Regions from separate parts of the Homo sapiens genome. Here region 2 is linked to region 1. The links are chromatin contacts, found by Hi-C or POLR2A ChIA-PET in ENCODE. All regions are on one chromosome and are shown on one strand. Each heading gives the region's core, a stretch centred on a gene start or an enhancer-like site at or near the end of the contact. The rest is flanking DNA. Distances are from core to core; before and after follow the strand shown. Region 1 overlaps LOC105373530 (a long non-coding RNA gene). Region 2 overlaps NCK2 (NCK adaptor protein 2).

Region 1 (6,227 bases), core at 2,721-5,220:
ACTGAGAGGCATCCTAAAGAGGAAACATCAAATAAGAAACAACAGCATGCTCATTTTTGTGTCAGAAAAGTATTTTAAAGACTCCTAACCTGAAAGCTCATTGGCATCAGAATAGTGTTCTTGTCTGTATGAAAATGAACTTTCAGGCTGGGCGTGGTGACTCATGCCTGTAATCCCAGCACTTTGGAAGGCCGAAGCAGGTGGATCACCTGAGGTCAGAAGTTCGAGACCAGACTGGCCAATATGGTGAAACCCTGTCTCTACTAAAAACACAAAAATTAGCCAGGCATGGTGGCTGGGGCCTGTAATCCCAGCTACTTGGGAGGCTGAAGCAGGAGAATTGCTTGAACCTGGGAGGCAGAGGTTGCAGTGAGCTGAGATCGCACCATTGTACTCCAGCCTGGGTGAAAAGAGTGAAACTCCATCTAAAAAAAAAAAAAAAAAAAAAAAAAAAAGAACTTTCAGTAGAGCTAAATCAGATTTGACTGAGGCAACTAGATGGCCTATTGCACTCAGTTTCTCAATCTATGACCATATTGTCTCAAAAGATAATACATGGTAATAAAAAAATTAGTTCATTCACTCTTGAGATTTCAGTGTTATTTCCCTAACTCAGTGTATTATAGGAAAAGTCATTAATGAGGATCCTTATTTTAAAATTTGATTTGAGAGATTTTAGCAAGATGTATTTGCAATCTCCTTACTAAGCTCATTAATTCTAATAGCTTTTCTGCAGACTCCATCAGATTTTCTCCATAGAGAATCATGAGGTCTGGGAATAAAGAGGAGATGGTGCTACCAGAACCTGGGAGCTGGGCTCACCCGGCAGAAACTAAAGTCCATGCGGACTCCAGGAGATGGAAACAAAAGGAACAGCTGCCGCTGCTGCTGGAGATGCTGCCCAAGGCTCTCCTCAGCCTCCCACTAGACCCTCCCAGTGGCCAGGAGCCGCTGCCTGGGGCGTGGGAAACAGCCTGCAGAGCCTGCCACAGGACGGGAGCCCACAAAGGGCAAAGTGGAGAAGGGAAGCAAAGAGGCCAAGAACCAGCATGGATATTAAGACATCAGGGCTGTAAGGGAGCAATTGCAAAGACTGGGAAGGGCCACTGGTGGAGTGGAAGGGAGGCCAGCTGAAGGCAGATGAAGGAAACCTTTCAGGGATGCAGGGCGAGCCACAGTGAGGCTGAGCAGTGACCACTGAATTCAGCAACACGCAGGTTGGTGGTGAGCGGAGGGGAAACCTGATTGGAATCTGCTAAGGAGACTGCGGGAGGAGAGAAACTGGAGCCAGAAGTACAGGAGCTTCTACTGAGGTTGTGCTGCAAAGTGCAAGAGCTGTAAGAATCAGCAAGGTTGGGAGAAGTTTGCCTGTGTTTAAATTAGGAGAAATCATCCATGTGGAGGCCAGTGAGAATGGTCCAAGAGTCCTCCTCAAATCACTCAATACCTATGCATTGTGGTTAACCCTCAAACAACATGCAGGTTAAGAGCACTCACCCCTTGCACAGTTGAAAATCCCAGTAAAACTTTTCACTCCCCCAAAACATAACTACTAACAGCCTAGTGTTTACTGGAAGCCTTACTGTTGGGAGAGACACAAGGTCAGACATAATCAGGTCCATGCCCATTTGTGTCTTTCCCCAAGGTCAGGCCTTTATTGATGCTATTTCAGTCATAAAAGCCACAGGCTGCATGGAGTTCCCAAGGAGGCAATTCTCCGTACCACTTCGTTCCCTCAGGAGTCAGGGCTACAGGCTCACAGGCTCAAGCCACTCCACAGGTCAGTTGATATCGCAAACCATACCTAGTAGGATACTTAATCAATATATACACGTTATAGATTAAACATTCCACATCAAACAGAGCAACATTTAACATCAAGAGAAAAGGGGATAGGAAAGCGGTTAATTAATCAGTCCAAGGACAGTGACATGGACAAGGAGAGGGTCCTGGGCAGATCTAGGTGCACAGCAGCGTCTTGTAAGGGAGAGCCCTCGATTTGGACAGAGCCCTCAGTGACAGATGCCAGATGCTGATCACGAGTGATAGCAGGATGGTATTTCATAAAACAGCGGTGTCCAGCTGGTGGACTCCTGCTGTTTTGTAGCCCTTGAGTCCTCTGGCGAGGACTGATTGATAATAAAGAGTGTGTCTGGCTATGCTCTGGCCATAGAGACAGTCAGGTGCTGTCTCTATTGATTAGGGGAACATCTGGTCCTGTTGTCATGATGCCTTTTGAAATGTAAGATGGAGTCTTTTTCTAAGATGGACTTACTTATGTCACAGGTGCTCTGTACACTTTACCAATAACATAAACAGTGCATTACCCATATTTTGTATGTTATATGTATTATGTACTATATTCTTACAATAAAGTAAGCTGGAGAATAGAAAATGTTATTAAGAAAATTATAAGAAAGTGAAAATATAGTTACTATTCCTTAAATAGAAGTGCATCATCACGAAGGTCTTCATCCTCATCATCTTCATGTTGAGTACACTGAGGGAAAGAGGAAGGAGGGATAGGTCTTGCTGTCTCAGGGGTGGCAGAGGTAAAAGAAAATCCATATATAAGTGGACCCATGCTATTCAAACTCGTGTAGTTCAAGGGTCAATGGTATTGTGGACTCCCTGTTTCATGTGAGAGGAGGCCAACTCAAACTAAAGCAAAATAAGAGAAATGGGAACATAACAAGGACATGGAGATACCTCATGGAGCCCTGAAACTAGAATGCGGCAAGGATGCAGGAGAAGCTGAAACCAGAGATGGAAATGGCCTTGGGACACCCTCTCCAATTCATGGCTTTATTTCCATCTTCTCATCCACTGATTCTTTACTCTCATGATAGATGGTTCTATCTTCACTGGCAGAACTTGTGAGCTCTTTGCAAGGTGGCCCAAGAGGCATCACGCCCCGCTCTCCAGCCACTCTTGGAGGCCCTTACAGGACCAGGCATCCTGAGAGCTGGACGCCTGAGAGATCTACGCCTGAGAGCTCCTGAGATTCTTTTTAAAAAATTGTACATATTTTATTTTATTTTTTTTAGAAACAGCATCTCACTCTGTTGCCCAGACTGGAGTGCAGTGGTGTGATCACAGCTCACTGTAGCCTTGAACTCCTGGACTCAAGCAATCCACCTGCCTCATCCTCTCAAGTACCTGGGACCACAGGCACATGCCACCATGCCCAACAAATTTTTTATTTGTAGAGATGGGTTCTTGCTGTGTTGCCCAGGCTGGTCTCAAACTCCAGGCCTAAAGTGGTCCCCCTACCTCAGCCTCCCAAAGTGCTGAGATTACAGGTGTGAGCCACCACACCCACACTGAGATTATTTTTACCACTTCCGCCACTAGGAGAAGAGCTGTTCTCAACCATCTTGATTTCCAGCCCACAGATTCGAGAGAAAATCTGATGGGCTGAGCTTAGGGAGTTACTTATTCGTAGCACAAACAACTGCGGCCATAAGAAGTGGTGTTTCAGTTTACAGAGCAGTAACTGTGTCAAAGGGTGGTAAAGAGAAAAGGCATTTCGCAGAAAATTAGGAACTGTGCAGAGTAAATATTCAATACAAAATAGTAATAGGATTGGAATTTGTCAGCAGGTAGCTGGTTCCCAGTGGGTTTCCAGCCAATAGAAATGGGCTCCCAGAGCCCTGGGTGATTGAGCAAACTACAGAAATTTAAAAATCAATATATGCAAGGGCCAAGTTGCTGCTTGGGAAACTGACAAATCTGAGGGCCAGATCATTCAGTGTCACTTCCAACACACTTCTGGTTTTTCCCAGACTGCAGAGGCTGAGCAGGTGAAAAATCTCATTCCTTAGAGTCATCAGAAACTAAAGTTCTAGACATCATCTAGGGCCCTCTTCCTGGTGCAAATGGGAGAGATTTAATTTGCAAGCAGTCAGGTGGCCAGAAAGGCAGGGCTGAGATGTCTGCTCACTTGTGTGGGGAGAGCAGAGGTGGGTGGTTCTGAAGCCAGCGGATGTGGGGGCTGTTTGCTGATTCTGCAGGCAGCTTCCTGGTTGGAAATGTGGCCAGGTTCTGCTAGATAGCTTTGAGAGTAGCTCTAGGGGCTCCCCCTAAGGTCTATTTATTCAGCTTTTCCAAGGATTTCATAAGCCATTTAGTAGCCTGTGATACATCCCTTTCTGCTTAAACTAGGTCAAGTATATTCTGTGAAAATGAACTGGATGAATTCAGGTGCAATGTAGGGAACATCTCTTAGAAAACTAAGGCAGGAGCCTTGGTGTCTGAACTGTGGCAGAGCCAGTGAGGCCTAACCATAGGGGTGATGGAACACTGACAGCAGTGTGTCTCCTTGCCTCAAGTCTGGCTGGATCCTAGGATCTAGGGCAAGGGCTGGCCTGAATACAGCAGCCCAATGGCCCCAACAATTGGACAATGAGGGAAGCGATGAGTAGGAAGTCATCAGGGCCTCCTATATGCTATGTGTGAACAGCAGATCTATATTATCAGGCCTGGCAGGAATCCAACCCCTCCACTTTGCAAAGAGGAAAGTAGATGATACATGACATATTTAGAATTATGGGGGCTCCCACATCTTAAACATTGCAAATAGCTCCTGGTATGTGTAGGGTGCTTCATAAATTGTGCATAAAATGGTGAGGCAAAGGAACCCAGGAAGGGTTTATTGACTTGAATATATTTTATTCATAACTGTAGACTCCCCATCACTCACTCTCCTTCAAGCACATATCCATTGAGCCATCATTGAACATGAGGATTACAGCGAGGCATCCCAGAAGCAGCAGTTACTATGATTGTAACCTGGGGAGAGCAGCAGCCGAGGAATCTTACAAAAGGGTTGTGGCCATTTTCCCATGAGTGAAACAAACATAAAAGCAGTCTCCCAAGGACCACATTTATCACTGATCGATGGAGTGCTTTGCCAATTTAGGCAGTAGGAGGTTGTTTAATTATAACAGAGCAGTGTTGCGGATTACATCAAACATTTGTTTTACATCTGAGAACCCTGGAAATGAAAATTAATAGATTGATGCAGGATCACCCTTGCTTGCCGGGGACCAATGATTCTGAGTAGGTCGGTGATTAGTCATTTTCCTTTGAGTTCATTTCTATGATGAAAAGTAAAAAAAAAAAAAAAAAAGGGATTTCAAGAAGGAAACTTTTGTATGGAAATCTGGCAAGTTTTCATAAGAACTCAATTGTTCTTTTGTTTTCTGACCTGTGATATGAGGTCGTGAGCCTGAACTGGGTCTCAGCTGCCATTCATAAGACACCAGCCCTGCTCAGGCAGGCAGACGTGAAGTCCTGCGGTGGCTGTGCCCTTGGGACTGGACGCCAAGAAGTTCCACAGTGTCCAATGGAGAGTGGGAAGGCAGGTCCTCTGAAGGGCAAGGGTATTGTCAGCGTCAGGAGAAGGAGGGAATTCCAAAGGAAAAGGGTGGATTCTGTAGGCAGCTGGCAGACATCGTCCACAACTAGTCGGGGCGGACTTTAGTTGTCATGAAGATTCAAACAAATGAAAAGGCATAATTAATTCAACCAAATGAGGCCAGAGCTTTTTATTTTTAAATTCTAAGCCCACTGATTTCCTTTACATGTGCAGACCCAGTAGAAGCAGACATTGCCACACAGTGAGGCTGCTCTGTGTAATAAATGATGGTTAAGTGAGGATGGAACCAAAAGGCTGAGCATAGAGGAAGAATATGCCCGAGATGTCAAGACCTACCTCCTATAGGTGAAATCTCTTTGTGTTTTTGTTTTTGTTTCGAAACAGGGTCTCCCTCTTTTGCCCAGGCTGGAGTGCAGTGGTGCCATCATGGCTCACTGCAGCCTCAATCTCCTGGACTCAAGTGATCTTCCTACCTCGGCTTCCCAAGTAGCTGGGACTATAGGCACATGTCACCATGCCCAGCTAGTTTTTAAAATTTTATGTAGAGAGAGGGTCTTGCTATATTGCCCAGTCTGGTCTCCAACTCCTGGGCTCAAGCGATCCTCCTGCCTTGGCCTCCCAAAATGCTGGGGTTACTGGTGTGAGCCACTGCTCCCGACCTGTTTTGTTTTCAAAAGGTGGGCCAGGTGTGGGAAGCTGGTGATAGAAGCTGGTTGCAGAAGCAGTAAGCCTCAGTGTGACCTGAATCGAGGATGTGGGAGGCATCTCAAAGGTGCAGAGATGAGCAGGATGTGGGGCTATAATGAAACATAACAGCAGCCAATGTTAGCAAGATGGAGTGGAGCAA
Region 2 (5,883 bases), core at 1,687-4,186, 68 kb before region 1:
TATCACCTGTGTCACATTTACTTGGGGTTTTAAAAAAATTTCTAACAAGAGGATTTGTTTTCTTTTGGGGAATGGAGAATGAGGAATACGTAGGAAAACTGAAAGTAAAATTATACACCAAATGTGGTGGGTGTTGCAAAATGTTCATCTTTTCTTTTCTGCCATGTTGAAAAGTCTAAACTCCCTCTGCAAAATCATCGAAAGCCTTCATGTATTAGGTAGTATTTTTGTGTATGGATTAGGTTCTTACCATGATTTGGAGAGATAAGTGAGACATGGAACTTCGTATGAATCATACCAGCTCACTGGCCATCGTAGATTCTCAGCCTGATGGAGAAATTTCATTTTTGATTAGCAATATGCTCCTTCTCCACTGAGCTGCCTCCCTTTCATCTTTTCTTCCCCCACATAAGCATGCCACTTGAAAGAAACACTGTTTTATGCTTATAACTCTTAATTAACTGTGGTTACCAAAAAAAGAGGGTAGCATGAATAGAGAAAAACTTGAAGGTTGTCCTGAGCTTTATTTTTCCAATTTCTACCTTTCACCAAAGTACCATCTTTTTAGTGATGCCAAACATTGTTACGTTGTTGACTTGTTGTGTGTCTTCTTTTTTTTTTTTTTTTTTTGTATTTACAAGATTCTAGTAAAGCATGAAGTGCTTAGAGACTTGTAGGAAGTAGAACAAGGCAAGGCGAGTTCTCTGGGTGACCTGGAAATTCCCTTGAAAACCTTGTCAGTTTTCTTCCTCAGTTTTCTAGAAGCAGAAAAGACAAAGCCACAAATTAAAACTATGAACCACATCTTCCGCCCAGCATGCTTAGTTTTTTCATGAGCTGTGATCGGTTCAGCCAATGCGTGTACTCCCAGGCTCTCAGACTGAGCCAGCCGCCCGTCCTGGAGCCGGCACTGGGCCCGCGCCCGTCCCCGACAGATGGCCATCCAGCCCTGCTGGAGCGCAGCGTCGGTTCGAGTAGGCCAATCCCATTTTTGGCGAAAACAGATTGTTAGAAAGCTCTTCCTTAAATAGAATCAGATTTTTACATTTCTTTAACTTTCTTCCTTCCTTTGGCTCTTATTCTGCCCTCTAGGCCTGTGCTGAGTAGGTCAGATCCTCTTCTGTAGAGTGTCAGCCCTCCCATAGGCTTGGTCTCAGTTCAGGCAAGCAGTTCTTGGGAAACATTCCTGTTAAGCATTAGCTATTGTAAAAATACAGAAAAAATGATGTTCTGAACCCCTTTATTGAGTATAGCAGTTGATCTTCATAGCCAAAAGGCCCTTGGGGATCAGTATCCCCGTCATGAGGGAGAAATATCCCCATGGTTAGTATATATTTTTTGTTTTGATCTCTTTATCATGCTCACCTGGAGGTTTTTGTTGGACAAAGGGATGTTGTTATCTCAGCATGAGTTTTCCCTTGCCCTGTTGAGCTGCATCCAGTGGAAGAGGAGGCACCCCCGATCAGGTCTCACCATCATGCAGTAACTTCTGTGCACTTCTGTGCAAAGCTTATAGATGTGGCGTTGCCAAGAAGGAAAGTGAGAATGCTTTCCATAGCCCCTCCTGCCTCTCATTAGTTGCATTTGTGTGTGTTTGTGTTTTGTTTTTTGTTCTTTGTTTTTTGGGGTTTTTTTTTTGTTTTTTTTTTTGCTAAAAAGATAGGAGCCAAAGTGTTCATGGCTTCCTATTACTGTTGGTGATGATAATTAAACAGGTATACCATCAGAATGACAGTATGACTTTAGGCCAATTGTGCAGCCTGCAGAAATTATCCCTGCTGTGTATTAGGCATGGAAACAGCATCAAAAGTACACCACATGTATACTGACCACGGTTTGTTTTTGTTTTTGTTTTTTGAGACAGGGCCTCACTCTGTTGCCTAGGCTGGAGTGCAGTGGCACAATCCCTGCTTACTGTAGTATTGACCTCAGGTGATCCTCCCACCTTAGCCTCCCGAGTATCTGGGACTACGGGCATGCACTACCACACCCAGCTATTTTGTATTTTTTATAGAGACAGGATTTTGCCATGTTGCCTGGGCTGATCTTTAACTCCTGGGATCAATCTAGTAACTCATGGCACCACCCACATTTGCCATTTTTACTGCTTTGGGAGTCCACCTAATTCATAAATCCATGGTAAGATTCCTTCCTGCTTTGGAATAAAATGGCACCGGCCTCCCCAGCAAAACCACAGTGTTGTGTATTGCATCTCCAACTGTAGATTACCCTAACTCTGTGTAGTTCTCTCCTGCTTTCTTGTACTCATTTGCTGTCCTGAAGTTGTTAATAAACTTAATTTTGTCACATACAGTACTTTGTTAAGAGTAGCTTGAGGAAAGACGTGAGAACCTTTGACAAAAAGCTCTCTCATGAAAGTATTTACCTGCTTTCTTTCTCTGCAATAATTTAAAATTGATAAAAGCAACCTGAGCTCTTATTTTCACATGGGCAAAACATTTGTATACTGGATCTCTTCTCATATTCAGCTTATGATCATGAATAGTCAGAACTTTGCCACAGATAACAGGGAACAATGATCAAGAACTGTTTCTGCTGGCAGAATCCAGTTGATGTTTTTGAAGGGCTCAGACTGCACAGCTCTGAGCTCAGTGGAGAGCGGTCCTGGGCTGAGGTCTGGCCTTAATACTGCAACTCCACTTAGAAAATTGTGCAGGCGAGGTGTTGTAAAAGCACTATGCTACATCTTTTGAGATGGGGAAGCTGCTCCCAGGGAGGTATTTTTCAAAGATTTTCCCTCAAGCTACTGAAGAGCAGTTTTTTGTTACTACTTTATGACACCAGCTGGAGCCTTGCAAAGCCCCAAAGGTTAATTCTCTTTTCGGTGGTTAACATAGGCTTAAGGGCTGACTCACATTACCCAAAAAGTTACGGTTCCATTTACAACCTGATCATATCCTCAGGAGGGTTTGTTCACAGGCCCACCTGCCCGTGGCTCACCCTGCCACCCTACCTACCTGGGACTTCTGCATCCAGCGTCACCTGCCCCAGGGCTCACTCCTCAGCATTCCTCCCAACAGGACCACACCTAGGCCTAGCGTGGTTAGAAACTTGCATGATCAGCCCCAGAACTCCTGCCTCTGATCCAACCCAGACCTGGGAGCACAGAGGCTACTGAGAGGGCTCCCTAATGCTAACTGTGAAACAGCCTTTGCACTGGTTTGAGCTGATGCTTTTGGATGGGGACAGGGTGGCTGGCACCCGTGGGTGAAATTGACAGGGTTCTGAGAGGCATATCCCTGCTAGGATCAACTTTGGAATTGAACTGATCAAAGTCACAAGGAGTACAGCTGTAGGATTGTTACGTAAGATCCAAAAGCAGTGAAAAGCAACACTTGGTGTTAGAATTAAGATTACAGTACTCTGGAGGGAGGGAGGCAGAGCCTCAGTGAAGGTACAGGGGCTTCTGTCTTGGTGATCTGCCCTGGGGTCTGTGGGGCAGGCTCACGGGCACACCTGCCTTGGAGGAGTTTGCAAAGCTGACTGCTTATTTCTGTTGGTATTATACTTTCGTTTTTAAGAAATTTATTTTAGAAAAATGTCAGTTCAAAACAACAATCAGGGCTGGGCACGATGGTTTATGCCTGTAATCCCAGTGCTTTGGGAGGCTGAGGTAGAAGGATCAGTTGAGGCCACGAATTTGAGACCAGCCTGGGGAACATAGCAAGACTTCATCTCTACAAAAAAATTTTTTAAAAAATAGAGCATGGTGTCATGTGCCTGTGGTCCCAGCTACTCAAGAGGCTCAGTTGGGAGGACTGCTTGAGTCCAGAAGTTGGAGGCTGCAGTGAGCAGTGATTGCAACACTGCACTCCAGCCTGGGCCACAGAGTGAGACCCTGTCTCAAAAAATGAGCCATAAAAAAACAAAAACAACCATCAGAACAACAAAATGTCAGAACTTTTAGAGTTCCTGCATCCACAAGGGGACCCTACCCACCAAGTGCCAGCCTCCGTCCCAGAGGTCAGGATGGACAGAGCCCCTGCTCTGGTGTAGTGTGTATGTTCCACACAGGCTCAGGGACCTGCTAAGCCGTAGGCGTCTCAGAATGAGGAGGGGCATCGCATTGCTGGAGTGAAGTTCACAGCGGGGCATGGAGGATGAGCGAGCATGTAGTCAGAACCGCATGGGGAGGCCTTACTGGGCTGTGCACAGGACTCAAGCATCTCCACTGGGTGATCACAAACAGTTGAAGATTTGAGCAGGGGCATCCCATGTTCCTCTGCAGAGCTGGGGAGGAATTGGGGATGAAGAAACGTGGAAAGCTCAGAGAGGAGAACACACTGGTCCATAGAGAGCCGTGGATGCCGGCGGCGCTGTAATGGAGATGGAGGAGTGTAGATCCATGCCCCGCCCGCCTGTGCATTTACCAGGATTGCCTCTCATGCTTGGATTAACCATTCCTTGCGACTGCAACTTGTGGGGCACACGAGATGGGGAATTTTCTCTCTACTTCTTCCAAGTTTCCACTCAGTGAAGCCGTGGATGGAGCCCCAAGGGCACTATTGCTACACTGGAGGAACCCAAGGTCGTTGTGGATCCCGAAAGAAGGGACTTGGGGCAGGTGGCTTAGGAGAGTCAAACCTGGTGTGGAAACCCTCCAGGCAGCAGTGAAGGTAACAATTGTTTACGGAAAACTATCAACCATTTTCTAAATTGAGTTCTTGTGAAAGTAAAATATAGATATGCCTTTACTAGGGAGAAGAGAGCAATTTGAATTACATTCTTCAGTTACTTTTTACACCTTTATGGAGTCTGATTTTAGATTTTAAGTGGACTAACAAATTCCTCATTATGTAAAAAATAAATATCTGCCTGGTTTTAACAATAGATGCCCTTACAACATTTTTAAAGCATTAAGATCATGCACGATCTTTAAAGACAGTGTATACAGACGTCACATGTCTTGTGAAAGGAAGTCTGGCTCGTGCACCAGGTTCTGACCACCTCTCTATGGGGAAGGAAGCCCACATTAGGTGCTGTGTGCTGGATCCAGGAGCCAAGTCGCTTTCCTTCTGGTATAGCTACCTGCTGAAAGTGATAGTGGCTATTGGTGCCGTTGAGGTTTTTCTCTTTTTTTTTTTTTTTTTTTGAGACGGTGTCTTGCTCTGTCACCTAGGCTGGAGTGCAGTGGCACAATCTCGGCTCACTGCAACCTCCACCTCCCAGGTTCAAGCGATTCTCCTGCTTCAGCCTCCCTAGTAGCTGGGACTACAGGTGTGTATCACCACACCCAGCTAATTTTTGTATTTTTAGTACAGATGGGGTTTTACCATGTTGGCCAGGCTGGTCTCGAACTCCTGACCTCAAATAATCCACCTCCCTCAGCCTCCCAAAGTCCTGGGATTATAGGCATGAGCCACCGCACCCGGCCAGTTTCTCTCATTTTAAAGCACACCAAGTCTTACCACAAGAATCATGCTCAGCAATTTATCTTAAGATCAGACTGGCCTGGAATTCTTTCCTCCCTCCCTCCCTCCCTCCCTCCCTCCCTCCTGCCCGCTCCCCCCTTCCCTTTCTTCCACCTGCATAATGGCTACAAGAAGTAGCAGGTGGGGATCAGGGTAACTGGCTGTAAACTGCAACCAGGGAAGGCAGCCCTGCCCCGGGTAACTAAAGGCCCTTTAGTTAGGGTTAGCCTGCATAAATACATGTAATGAGAGCAGCAACAGCTTGCAATTTATACAGCACTTTGCAATTTACCAGGCGGCTTAACACTTACAGGCATTTTTTTATATCAGTGGTAAAGACTCTAGAATTATGTCTAGGAAGAATTAGAGGGCTTCAGACTAGTGGGAAGGGGGTCGGTCTTGAGCCTGTGCTTCATACTAAGCATGCTGATTTTACTTAGATCAAAAGACC

Evidence for each region. A loop is a pair of places that touch in the nucleus more often than their neighbours do. ChIA-PET counts read pairs that join two places held with the same protein, here RNA polymerase II (POLR2A). Pooled maps may share reads with other maps.
Region 2: a map of CD8-positive, alpha-beta T cell shows a loop between it and region 1 (4-fold over the local background). The contact joins two enhancer-like sites. A Hi-C loop is called at or near these places in 3 of 168 maps with a recorded cell type or tissue (CD8-positive, alpha-beta T cell, PC-9 and naive thymus-derived CD4-positive, alpha-beta T cell) and 7 of 50 pooled maps. POLR2A ChIA-PET finds 5 or more read pairs at or near these places in 10 of 52 experiments (CD4-positive, alpha-beta T cell, CD4-positive, alpha-beta memory T cell, OCI-LY7 and 6 more).

The regions. Positions count from the first base shown.
Region 1 is chr2:105,923,506-105,929,732 of GRCh38, forward strand. It overlaps LOC105373530 (a long non-coding RNA gene), which reads right to left. Exons shown (of 3, transcript XR_923142.3): 3 at 4,583-5,479. Among named protein-coding and RNA genes, the nearest start is that of ECRG4, 140 kb to the right of the region's middle. Within about 2 kb of position 3,971, at least 6 of the 41 ENCODE cell types and tissues checked have a DNase peak (open chromatin) inside an H3K27ac peak, as active enhancers do; they include CD8-positive, alpha-beta T cell, where a contact is called at or near this core.
Region 2 is chr2:105,856,420-105,862,302 of GRCh38, forward strand. All of the region lies in intron 3 of NCK2 (NCK adaptor protein 2), which reads left to right. Among named protein-coding and RNA genes, the nearest start is that of NCK2, 110 kb to the left of the region's middle. Within about 2 kb of position 2,937, at least 3 of the 41 ENCODE cell types and tissues checked have a DNase peak (open chromatin) inside an H3K27ac peak, as active enhancers do; they include CD8-positive, alpha-beta T cell, where a contact is called at or near this core.